Linked DNA regions of Homo sapiens: region 2 is linked to region 1. A link is a loop called in an ENCODE intact Hi-C map of the cell type or tissue named here. Cell type or tissue: mammary epithelial cell. All regions are shown on one strand. Each heading gives the region's core, and the rest is flanking DNA. Links, peaks and the distances in the headings are about the cores only.

Evidence for each region. A loop is a pair of places that touch in the nucleus more often than their neighbours do. Peaks named below come from ENCODE experiments on the same cell type or tissue, not always from the same donor. Only the 100,000 strongest peaks of a DNase experiment are listed, where the experiment ranks them.
Region 2: a loop joins it to region 1, with 2.5 times the contacts of the local background. A loop is called at or near these places in 1 of 110 quality-filtered maps.

Annotation. Positions count from the first base shown.
Region 1 is chr12:22,096,412-22,104,517 of GRCh38, reverse strand. It overlaps the pseudogene SULT6B2P. Among named protein-coding and RNA genes, the nearest start is that of CMAS, 54 kb to the right of the region's middle. RefSeq lists an enhancer at 2,538-2,677. In mammary epithelial cell, for the core only: a CTCF peak has its summit at 3,378 (motif pointing left); DNase peaks (open chromatin) are centred at 2,577 and 3,337; H3K27ac peaks cover 1,026 bases.
Region 2 is chr12:22,657,165-22,659,664 of GRCh38, reverse strand. ETNK1 (ethanolamine kinase 1) reads right to left here. Exons shown (of 8, transcript NM_018638.5): 3 at 511-651. Among named protein-coding and RNA genes, the nearest start is that of ETNK1, 33 kb to the right of the region's middle. In mammary epithelial cell, for the core only: no CTCF peak of the experiment used is centred there; DNase peaks (open chromatin) are centred at 1,244 and 1,924; H3K27ac peaks cover 2,081 bases.

The sequences.
Region 1 (8,106 bases), core at 2,157-4,656:
AATAAACGAAACATCATTATGTCCATATTGCCCGCTTTATGATTTTATTAAGTTTAGGTGAGAAACTTTGCCTGTTAGAGTAAAACCTATGACATTCATGTATTTTTAATCTGCCTTTTTTTCCAGAAATAACTTTTTAAACTGCATAATATACAACCATTACAGAAGAAATTAGAAACAACAGATAAGTAAATAAAGAATAATCCCCTATCATCTTGGCACCAAGAGATACAAGATGTTCACATTTTATTTTAAAACTGGCAGATTTCTTTTGTGAATACAATACATTTAAATTGGTTCTTGTCTAATACATTTCCAATCTATCCAGGAGCGGTGGATGATTGGATAAACTACTTCAGAGCAGAAGAGTATTTAATGAACTATTCACAGAGAAGATGAAACACAGTGAACTGGTAAGACACTTTGAAGATCACTCAGTACAAATGGGAAATGAAACCAATTTTTATTTTATGCAATGCAGTGCTTTGGGAAAACATAAATATTTTTCACCATTATAGAAAGCAGATTTTTTTTCAGTGCAAAACAGACACTTTATAAATGTGTCAAAAGTGTCATGTGTGATATACTATTTCATATTTTGTGATAGCAGAGAATTATTAGTAAGAAAAAAAGTGGTGGTGAGGGGGTTAGCCAAGATGGCTGACTAGTAGCAGCTACGTTGTGCCAATCTAAGAGAAATAGAAGGGGTGAGTAAATACAGCACATTGTACTTCCGGTACAATGTGTACACCGGAAGCATCCAGGTACACACATTGGGATTCATCAAGGAAACAATTTGACTCATGAAGAATGGAGAAAAGCAAGGCAGGGTAACTGCCCACCTAGGAGTGCCATGGAACCAGGGGAGCCTCCCTTGCCTAGAGAAGTGTTGACTGAATGAGGAAGTGACTGCAGAGACCCACTGTTCTACCACAGATCTTTGCAACCCTCAGGTCAGGAGATCCCTTCATGGACCCACTCTACCCAAACCTTCAGTTTGACATGCAGAGCTACATAATGTCTCTGCAGAGTAGCCACTCAGGCACATGTGGAGCCCTGGGAGCCTTAGATATCCAGCTTCCTGTCAAAAAGTAGCTGCAGCTCTTTCAAAGTGAGAGGTTAGATCCTCGTACCTACCCGTAGGAAAGGGGCTGAATCCAGGGGAGTGAGCAGCGATGGACTACAGGCACCTCACTGGATAAGACCCACCGGCTTGGGAACCCAGCCAGTCACCAATAATAACCGTTACACCTCCCTGAGATGAAGCTCCCAGAGGGCGGGGTGGGCCACATCTTTGTTGTTTTACAGCCTTAGCAATTGTTGCCTTTGGACTCTAGGAGTCTGAAGTGACTGGAGGCTGGAGCGGACCCCCAGTCCAGCATAGCAGCTCTGCAAAGCAGCAGCCGACTGCTTTTCATGTGGATCCCAAATCCCATTTCTCTTCACTGGGTAGAATCTCCTGACCAGGACCTCCTGTCACCCCCACTGGTGTTTTCTGGCTGACAGCAGTTCCAACCCCTCCCTGAGATGTAGCTCCCAGAGGGAGGGGCAGGCCACCATCTTTGCTCTTTAGCAGCCTTAGCTGCCTTCAGGCATTAGAGTCCATGGTGACCAGGGGCTGTAGTGGATCCCCAGAAAAGCACAACTATCTTGAGGAAAAGCAGCCAGGCTGCTTTTTTACATGGGTCCCTGATCCTATACCTCCTTACTGGGTGGGATCTCCTGATTGGGGTCTCCAACCACTTCTTGCAGGTGTGTTCAGGTTGGTAACAGGTCCGACCTCCCTGGGATGGAGCTCCCAGAGGGAGGGGCAGGCCACCTTTTTGCTGTTTTGCAGCCTTCACTGTTGATATCTTTAGATACTGGAAAATTCAAAGCCACTGGGGACTGGAGTGGACCCCCAGCATACTGCAGCAGCCCTGTGGAAAAGTGGCCAGACTGTTATGTGGTCCCCAATCGTGTAGCTCCTCACTGGGCAGGTCCTCTTGGCTTGGGTCTCCAACTACCCTCTGCTGAGGCTATAGAGCCAATAGCAGCTCTGTAACTCCCTGGGCAGAGCTCCCCATGGTAGGGGCAGGTTGCCATGGTGGCTGTCTTGCAGCCCTTGCCCTTGGTGTCTCCAGGCTCTGGAGAGTCTGTGAGGATCAGGGACTGGTCCAGATCCCCAGCACAGAGCAACAACCCCATGGAAAAATGGTCAGATTGTTCCCCATACAGGTCCCAGTCCTCACTTCTCACTGGGCAGGGCTATCCAACCCCCAACACAACCACCCTGACCCTGCCTGATCACTTCAATCAGAGCCAGCTCAGCACTTCTCCCAGGAGGAAATCGCAGAGCCAACCCACAAACCCTCCTTCGCTGCAGCTGCAGTGGTACAGTTCCAACAGCCCTCGTGCTTGGGAAGGAACAAGGGGCTTAGTCATTATGCTGGCACTTCCAGCACACCACAGCCACGCTATAGAGAGGAGCCCAGCCCCTCTTCCAGGGGAATCCCCACCCCACACTCTTCACCAGGCAGGGCCCCTGGCTCATGACTGCAGAACAGCCACTCCACCCATGGCTGAACATATCCACTGGTAGTGGCCTGAGGAGAGGCTTGTAGAGACATGTTACAGCCCCTTCGTCACTGGTTCTATCCCTGCTGCCCTCAGTCTGAAGAAGAAACAAAGAACCTGAGGGCTACATCTGAGCTTACAGCATGCCACAGTCATATGGAGAGGAAACCAGTCTCTCCTCCCAGTGAACCATTGACCCCCTGCTGCCAAACAAGCAGAGCCCCAAGCTCATGTGCCAGCACTGCACCTGCCCCTCCCCACTGGCTGAACACTCCCAATAAGAGCAGCTCTGCTTCACAGAGGTGGAACCCCCAGGGGCAACCAAAAGCCTCTCTGCCACTGCCTCTGCAGTGGTATTACCCCTGCCACTCTCAGAGTAACAAAGGCAGAAGCAGTGGCAGAGAGGCTTTGGTTGCCCCTGGGGGTTCCACCTACAAGAAAGATGGAGTGCAGGAAAGGGAACTCCAGGCTTGGGCCCACAGCACAGACCCATCCTAGGCTGATTGCACTGAGCGATTGCTGACCTGCATTTCTCTGGGGTGGAGCCCCTAGGATACAAATAAAAGACCATCGGCTACAACCACTGCTAAGGTTCCTTCCTCTGCTGCCTCTAAGTTGGGGAGGAAACATAAACCTTGAGTTCACCCCAGAGCTCTGGTGGACAGCCTGGGAGTGCCAAGCCGCAATTTACAGCCAGCGCTCAAGTGGAAGAGGGGCCCTTGATTTCAGAGCATTGAGAGGGAACATGGCTGCAACTGTGAGGAAATACAGGGGAACCACACAACTGAGCAAGAGCCTACCAACTGACCACTATGCCTAAGCGCCACCTACTGGATCATACCCCAAAGCTTCAACACCAAAAATGTCTAGGTAACATACTCCCCTGTAAAACCAAAGACAAGAAGTTAGCCACAAATAAAAACCCTGCACAAAGCTTCAGCCCTGTGAAAACATCCAGAAAAGAAGTCTATTGACTATACTCAATCTACGCTGCAGTTAAAGGAACACCCACATGCAGAGATGAGAAAGAAGGCAATACAAGAACTCCAGTAACTCAATGGCCAGAGTGCCATATGTCCTCCAAATGACCACACTAATTTTCCAACAAGGATTCTTAACCAGACTGATCTGGCTGAAATGACAAAAATAGAATTCAGAATATAGGAAAAACAAAGATAATTAAAATTAAAATTCAGGAGGATGGCAAACCCCAATCCAAGGAAAATAAGAACCACAATAAAACTATACAGGAGCTGACAGACAAAATAGCCAGCATAAAAAAGAACCTAACTGATCTGACAGAGCTGAAAAACACACTACAAGAATTTCACAATGCAGTTGCAAGTGTTAACAGCAGAATACACCAAGCTGAGGAAAGAATCTCAGAACTTTTTTTTTTTTTTTTTTTTTTTTGAGACGGAGTCTCGCTCTGTCGCCCAGGCCGGACTGCGGACTGCAGTGGCGCAATCTCGGCTCACTGCAAGCTCCACTTCCCGGGTTCACGCCATTCTCCTGCCTCAGCCTCCCGAGTAGCTGGGACTACAGGCACCCGCCACCGCGCCCGGCTAATTTTTTGTATTTTTAGTAGAGACGGGGTTTCACCTTGTTAGCCAGGATGGTCTCGATCTCCTGACCTCATGATCCACCCGCCTCGGCCTCCCAAAGTGCTGGGATTACAGGCGTGAGCCACCGCGCCCGGCCAGAATCTCAGAACTTGAAGACTGGTTCTCTGAAATAGGACAGTCAGGCAAAAATTAAAAGAAAATAAAAAGGAATTAATAAACCTCCAAGAAATGTGGGATTATGTAAACATGCCAAATATAAAAATGATTGGCATCCTGAAAAGGGATGGGGAGGAAGCAGACAACATGGAAAACATATTTCAGGATATCATCCATGAAAATGTCCCCAACCTCACTATAGAGGCTGAGAGTCAAATTCTGGAAATACAGAGAGCCTTGCAAGATTCTATACAAGAAGATCATCCCCAAAAAACACAGTCAGATTTTCCAAGGTTGAAATGAAAAAATGTTAAAGGCAGCTAGAGAGAAAGAGCATGTCACCTACAAAGGGAACCCCATCAGGCTAACAGCAGACCTCTCAGCAGAAACACTACAAGCCAGTAGAGATTGGGGGCCTATATTCAACATTCTTAAGGAAAAAATAATCTTCAACCAAGCATATTATATCCAGCCAAACTAAGCTTCTTCTAAGTAAAAAAGAAAGAAGAACCTTTTCAGATAAGCAAATGCTGAGGGAGTTCATTGCCACCAGATGTGTCTAAGAAGAGATCTTGAAAGGAGCACTAAATATGGAAAAGAAAGACCATTACCAGCCAATAGAAAAACACACTTAAGGACACAGACCAATGACACTATACAGCAACCACACAAACAAGCTGGCACAATAACCAGATAACAACACAATGACAAGATCAAATTCACACATATCAGTACTAACCTTGAAGGTAAACAGGCTAAATGCCCCATTTAAAAGGCTCAGAATGGTCAGCTGGATAATAAAGCAAAACCCAGATATGCTGTCTTCAAGAGACCCATCTCATACACGATGACACCCATAGGCTCAAAATAAAGGGATAGAGGAAAATATACCAAGCAAATGGAAACCAGCAAAAAGCATGAGTTGTAATCTTAATTTCAGGCAAAACAGACTTTAAACCAACAAAAATCAAAACAGACAAAGAAGGGCATTACGTAATCATAAAGGGTTCAATTCAACAAGAAGACTTAACTATCCTAAATATATATGCACCCAATACAGGAGCACTCAGATTCAAAAAGCAAGTTCTTAGAGGCCTACAAAGAGACTTAGACTTCCACACAATAATAGTGGAAAACTTCCTTACTCCACTGACAGTATCAGATAGATCATTGAGGCAGAAAATTAACAACAACATTTCAGGACCTGGACTCAATATTGGACCAATGGATCTGATAGACCTTTACAGAACTCTGTACCCAAAAACAAAATATACACTTTTCTCATCACCACATGGCACATATTCTAAAACTGGCCACACAGTTGGACATAAAACAATCCTCAGCAAATGCAAAGAAACTGAAATAATACCAAACACACTCTCAGACCACAGTACAAAATAGAAGTAAAGACTTAAAAATAAATCACTCAAAACCATGCAATTACATGGAAATTAACCTTCTCCTAAACAAGTTTTGGGTAAATAATGAAATTAAGTGAGAAATCAAGAAATTCTTTGAAACTAATGAGAACAAAGATACCAGAATCTCTGGGACACAGCTAAAGCAGCGTTAAGAGGGAAATTTATATCACTGAATGCCCATATCAAAAAGTTAGAAAGATCTCAAATTAACAACCTACCATTACAACTAAATAACTAGAGAAGCAAGAACAAACCAATCCCAAAACTAGCAGAAGAGAAGAAATAATGAAAATCGGAGCTGAACTGAAGGAGATTGAGACACAAAAAAACATTCAAAGGATCATCAAATCCAAGAGTAGGCTTTTTGAAAAAATTTAATAAGATTGGCCACTAGCTAGATTAATAAAGAAGAAAAGAGAGGAGGTCCAAATAAACATAATTAGAAATGACAAAGGGGATATTACCACGACCCCACAAAAATACAAATAACCATCAGAGACTGCTACAAACACCTCCATGCACACCAACTAGAAAGCCTAGAAGAGATTTATAAATTCCTGGACACATACACCCTCCTAAAACTGAACCAGGAAGAAGTTGATTCCCTGAGCAGACCAATAACAAGTCCCAAAATTGAATCTGTAATAAACAGCCTACTAACCAAAAAAGCCCAGGACCAGACAGATCCACAGCCAAATTCTACCAGATGTAGAAAGAAGTCTGGTACTGTTCCTACTAAAACTATTCCAAAATATTGAGGAGGAAGAATTCCTCCCTAACTCATTCTGTGAGGCCAGTATCACCCTGATACCAAAACTTACCAGAGATCCAACAAAAAAAAGGAAATTTCAGGCCAATATGCCTAATGAACACGGATGTAAAAATCCTCAACAAAATACTTGCAAACCGATTCTAGCAGCACACCAAAAACCTAAACCACCATGATCAAGTAGGCTTTATCCTAGGGATGCAAGGTTGGTTTAACCTATGCAAATTAATGTGATTCATCACATAAACAGAGCTAAAGACAAAATCCACATGATTATCTCGATACAGAAAAGGGTTTTGATAAAATTCAACATCCCTTAAAACCTCTCAATGAATTAAATATTGTAAGAACATACCTCAATATAATAAGAGCCATCTATGACAAACCTACAGCCAACATCATACTGAGTTAGCAAAAGCTGGAAGTATTCCCATTGAAAATCGGCACAAGACAAGATGCCCTCTCTCACTACTGTTATTAAACATAGCATTGTAAGTCCTGGCCAGAACAATTAGGCAAGAGAAAGAAATAAAGCACATCCAAATAGAAAGAGGGAAAGTCAAACTATTCCTTTTTGCAGACTACATGATTCTATGTCTAGAAAACCCCATAGTCTCAGTCTGAATGCTCCTTCAGCTGATAACTTCAGCAAAGTCTCAGGATACAAAATTAATGCACAAAAATCACTAACATTTCTATACACCGACAACAACCTAACTCAGAGCCAAATCAGAAAGGCAATCCCATTCGCAATTGCCACAAAAGGAATAAAATACTGAGGAATACGGCTAACCAGGGAGGTGAAAGGTCTCTGCAATGAGAATGACAAAACACTGCTCAAAGAAATCAGAGATGACACAAACAAATGGAAAAACATCTCATGCTCATGGATAAGAATAATAAATAAAATAGTCATACTGCCCAAAGCAATTTACAAATTCAATAACATTCTTCACAGAACTAGAAAAAACTATTTTAAAATTCATATGGAACCAAAATAAGCCTGAATAGCCAAGGCAATCCTAAGCAAAAAGAACAAAGCTGATAGTATCTTGTTACCCAACTTCAAGCTATACTACAGGGCTACAGTAACTAAAACAGCATGGTACTGTTACAAAAACAGAAATGTAGATAAATGGAACAGAATAGTGAGCCCAGATATAAGAACACACACCTATGACCATCTGATCTTTGACAAAGCTGACAAGAAAAAGCAATGGGGAAAGACTCCCTATTCAATAAATGGTGCCTGGATAACAGGGTAATCATATAAAGAATACTGAAATGGGACCCCTTCTTTATACCATATACAAAAAAATCAATTCAAGATGAATTGAAGACTTAAATGTTAAACCCAAAATTATAAAACCCCTGGAAGACAATGGAATAGGCAATACCATTCAGGGCATAGGAACTGGCAAAGATTTCATGAAGGCACCAGAATTAATTGCAACAAAAGCAAAAATTGAAAAATGGAATCTAATTAAACTTAAGAGCATTTGCAAAGAAATTATCAACAGAGTAAACAGCCAGCCTACAGAAGGGGAGAAAACATTTGCAAACTGTGCATCTGACAAAGTTCTAACATTCAGCATCAATAAGGAACTTAAATTTAAAAGAAAAAAACAACCCCATTAAA
Region 2 (2,500 bases), core at 1-2,500, 560 kb before region 1:
CAAAAACTCTATATGGTTAATATACTACTACTGTAATTTCCATTTTATAGATAAGGAAACAGTTAGGTTAAGTTCCCTAGTTGAATGAGTTACACAACAGAAATGTTAACTAGCAGGACTAAGATTTAATCTCAGTTTGGCTCCAGGCTCTTGTGCTCTTATTCTATATAATACTAGACTTGCCTCTCAACCCTGCAGTATCTTAAAAAGTCAAGAAAAATCTTGCTTCACCATTACCACCTAACTCTTTATTTTTAAGTGGTGTTCCCCTACTTCCACCTCTGCCCCTTGCTGTTGTAGGGCATATTTTTTGGGAGGGGACACTGAGGGGGATGGAGAGGCAGTTATTTCTGTAGTGCTATCTGACAGCCAAAGAATCAATGCTTACTTTACTTCAATGCAAAGAAAGAAAACCAGATTTTATACAATGAAACTTTACAATTACCTTTGAAACCCTATCATAGAGCAAAGCAATGTAAAACATAATTTCAAATGTAAAAATAATTTTACCTTTTATTAATGTCTTCATCTGCAAATCCTGTGGGAATGAGAGAGAAATACTTTCCCATCTTTAGCCAAAGATTAGATTTGGGGATCCAGCCATTGTGTGCATGAATAGCATGGATTTTAGCAAGCTGACGAGCTATTAGCCTGTTTAAAACAAAACCGCATAAAAAGAAAAACTTAAGTATCATAAAGGTCATGTCTCCTGACAAAGATTCTTGATGAAACTTTAGTCAGTCTCCCGAATCTTCTTGTAGACCTACCTGTGCTCTCTCTTGTAAAAACCAGTTTTAGCAAGAACCCTACTGAGTCAGTTTAGCAAGAGTATCCCCACCCTTGATATCTGATCAGGTTCCTTATCCTTCACCATTCCCCAAATTAATTACTCTGATTACTCTGGCCATCTTCAGCAAGAATCATTAGGTTGTTTTACCCAGAAACCCCTTACTTTGATGTTACTCTTAATTTTCCATCCGCCAACCCCGACCCTGCTCCTTGGGTATACATTCCCACTTGCCCATGCTGTATTTGGAGTTGGGCCCAGTCTCTCTTCTCCAATTCCAAAATCCCACAGCTGTGGCCCCTATACCTATATCTCAATGATTCTGAAGAAAGTCAGCCTTATCATGCTTTAACAAGTATCACTGAGTAATTTTTTCTTTAACAGTTATGGTGCTGTGACTCAGAATCAGATTCATCACTGGACCCAGGACCCTATGTTTGCACCTTTGAATTCACGTCTGACTGATTAATGGGGATCCACTGGTGAGTCAGATTCCTGAACCACTGAACATACACTGAAGCTGGCAAGAATTCTGATACTTAAGATTTTGAGTGTACTCTCTGAAACTAGATTGGAGTCCCACGCTTCTTTTGATAGGTACCTCCTAGGCTGGAGGTCCTTCTTTCTCTCTCTCTTTGAGGCCCCTCTGTTCTCTCCATTGGATCCTGCTTCTCCCATGTGAACTTCTCTGTCCCCTGAAATCCCTCTTTTTGAACCTTGACTCTACCAGATCTGTCTACCTAGTTCTTGTTAGCATGATTTTCCTAAGGAACTTCAAAACAAATTACACAGGCTTAGGTACTAACGAAATTCTGATTTAACTGGCCTGGTGTGCAGCCAGGACACTGAGATATTTAAAACCTTCCCAAGTGATTTTAATATGCAAAAACATTTGAAAGCCACTTAAGTAAGGCCCACAGAGAATCTAGTATTGTATCAATCATTAAATAACACATTTTTATTATTATGTTTCTATACTATTGTGAATATTCTTGTTTTTATCTCATTCCTAGTAACTAAAGAGTCCTTATTTTCTTTTGGAGAAACTTCTATCACTCTTACTTTTAGTTCATGTCATTACTACAGAGCTGATCTCAATCCTAACTGCATCACTCACTTCAGTAGTAAGTGAACATATGACCCTGACTTGCTCAGAGCATTCTATCATTCAGGCCACAGTGACTGGTTCAGCACATATTACCCAAGCTAAGCCAGAGACTTAATCCTAATTTTATTGAAGCTATCAACTTTGTTTGAAGCTATTAGAAAATTAGGAAAATTTTCCCCCTGGGGTGGTTAAACCGGTTAGAGAAACCTACTGATTATCATTATGGATAGTCCTAAGGAAAGTTTGTGAGAAAAAAAAAAAGGTAAAAGAATAAACAGAATAAAGTGATATTCCTAATGACATTGTTACAGTCCCTGGATTTACCCCATGTTTGAACTCAGTATTCTCAATTACAAGTACCAATAAATTCTTTCTCCTTTATGCCACTGTAAATTGTCAAATTATCATCCTCAAGCAACAGTATTAGCCTCATCTTTAATCTAATACATTAAAATATTAAAATCCATAACCTTTTTATATATGTGTACTTTGGTTCATACCTCTCAAACAAATGAGTAAATAAACATTTATTTTTATAAACTAAATCATTTTGAATGACCTTCCCTAAGACCATACACTCATGTCCACAAGAATACAGAAAACAA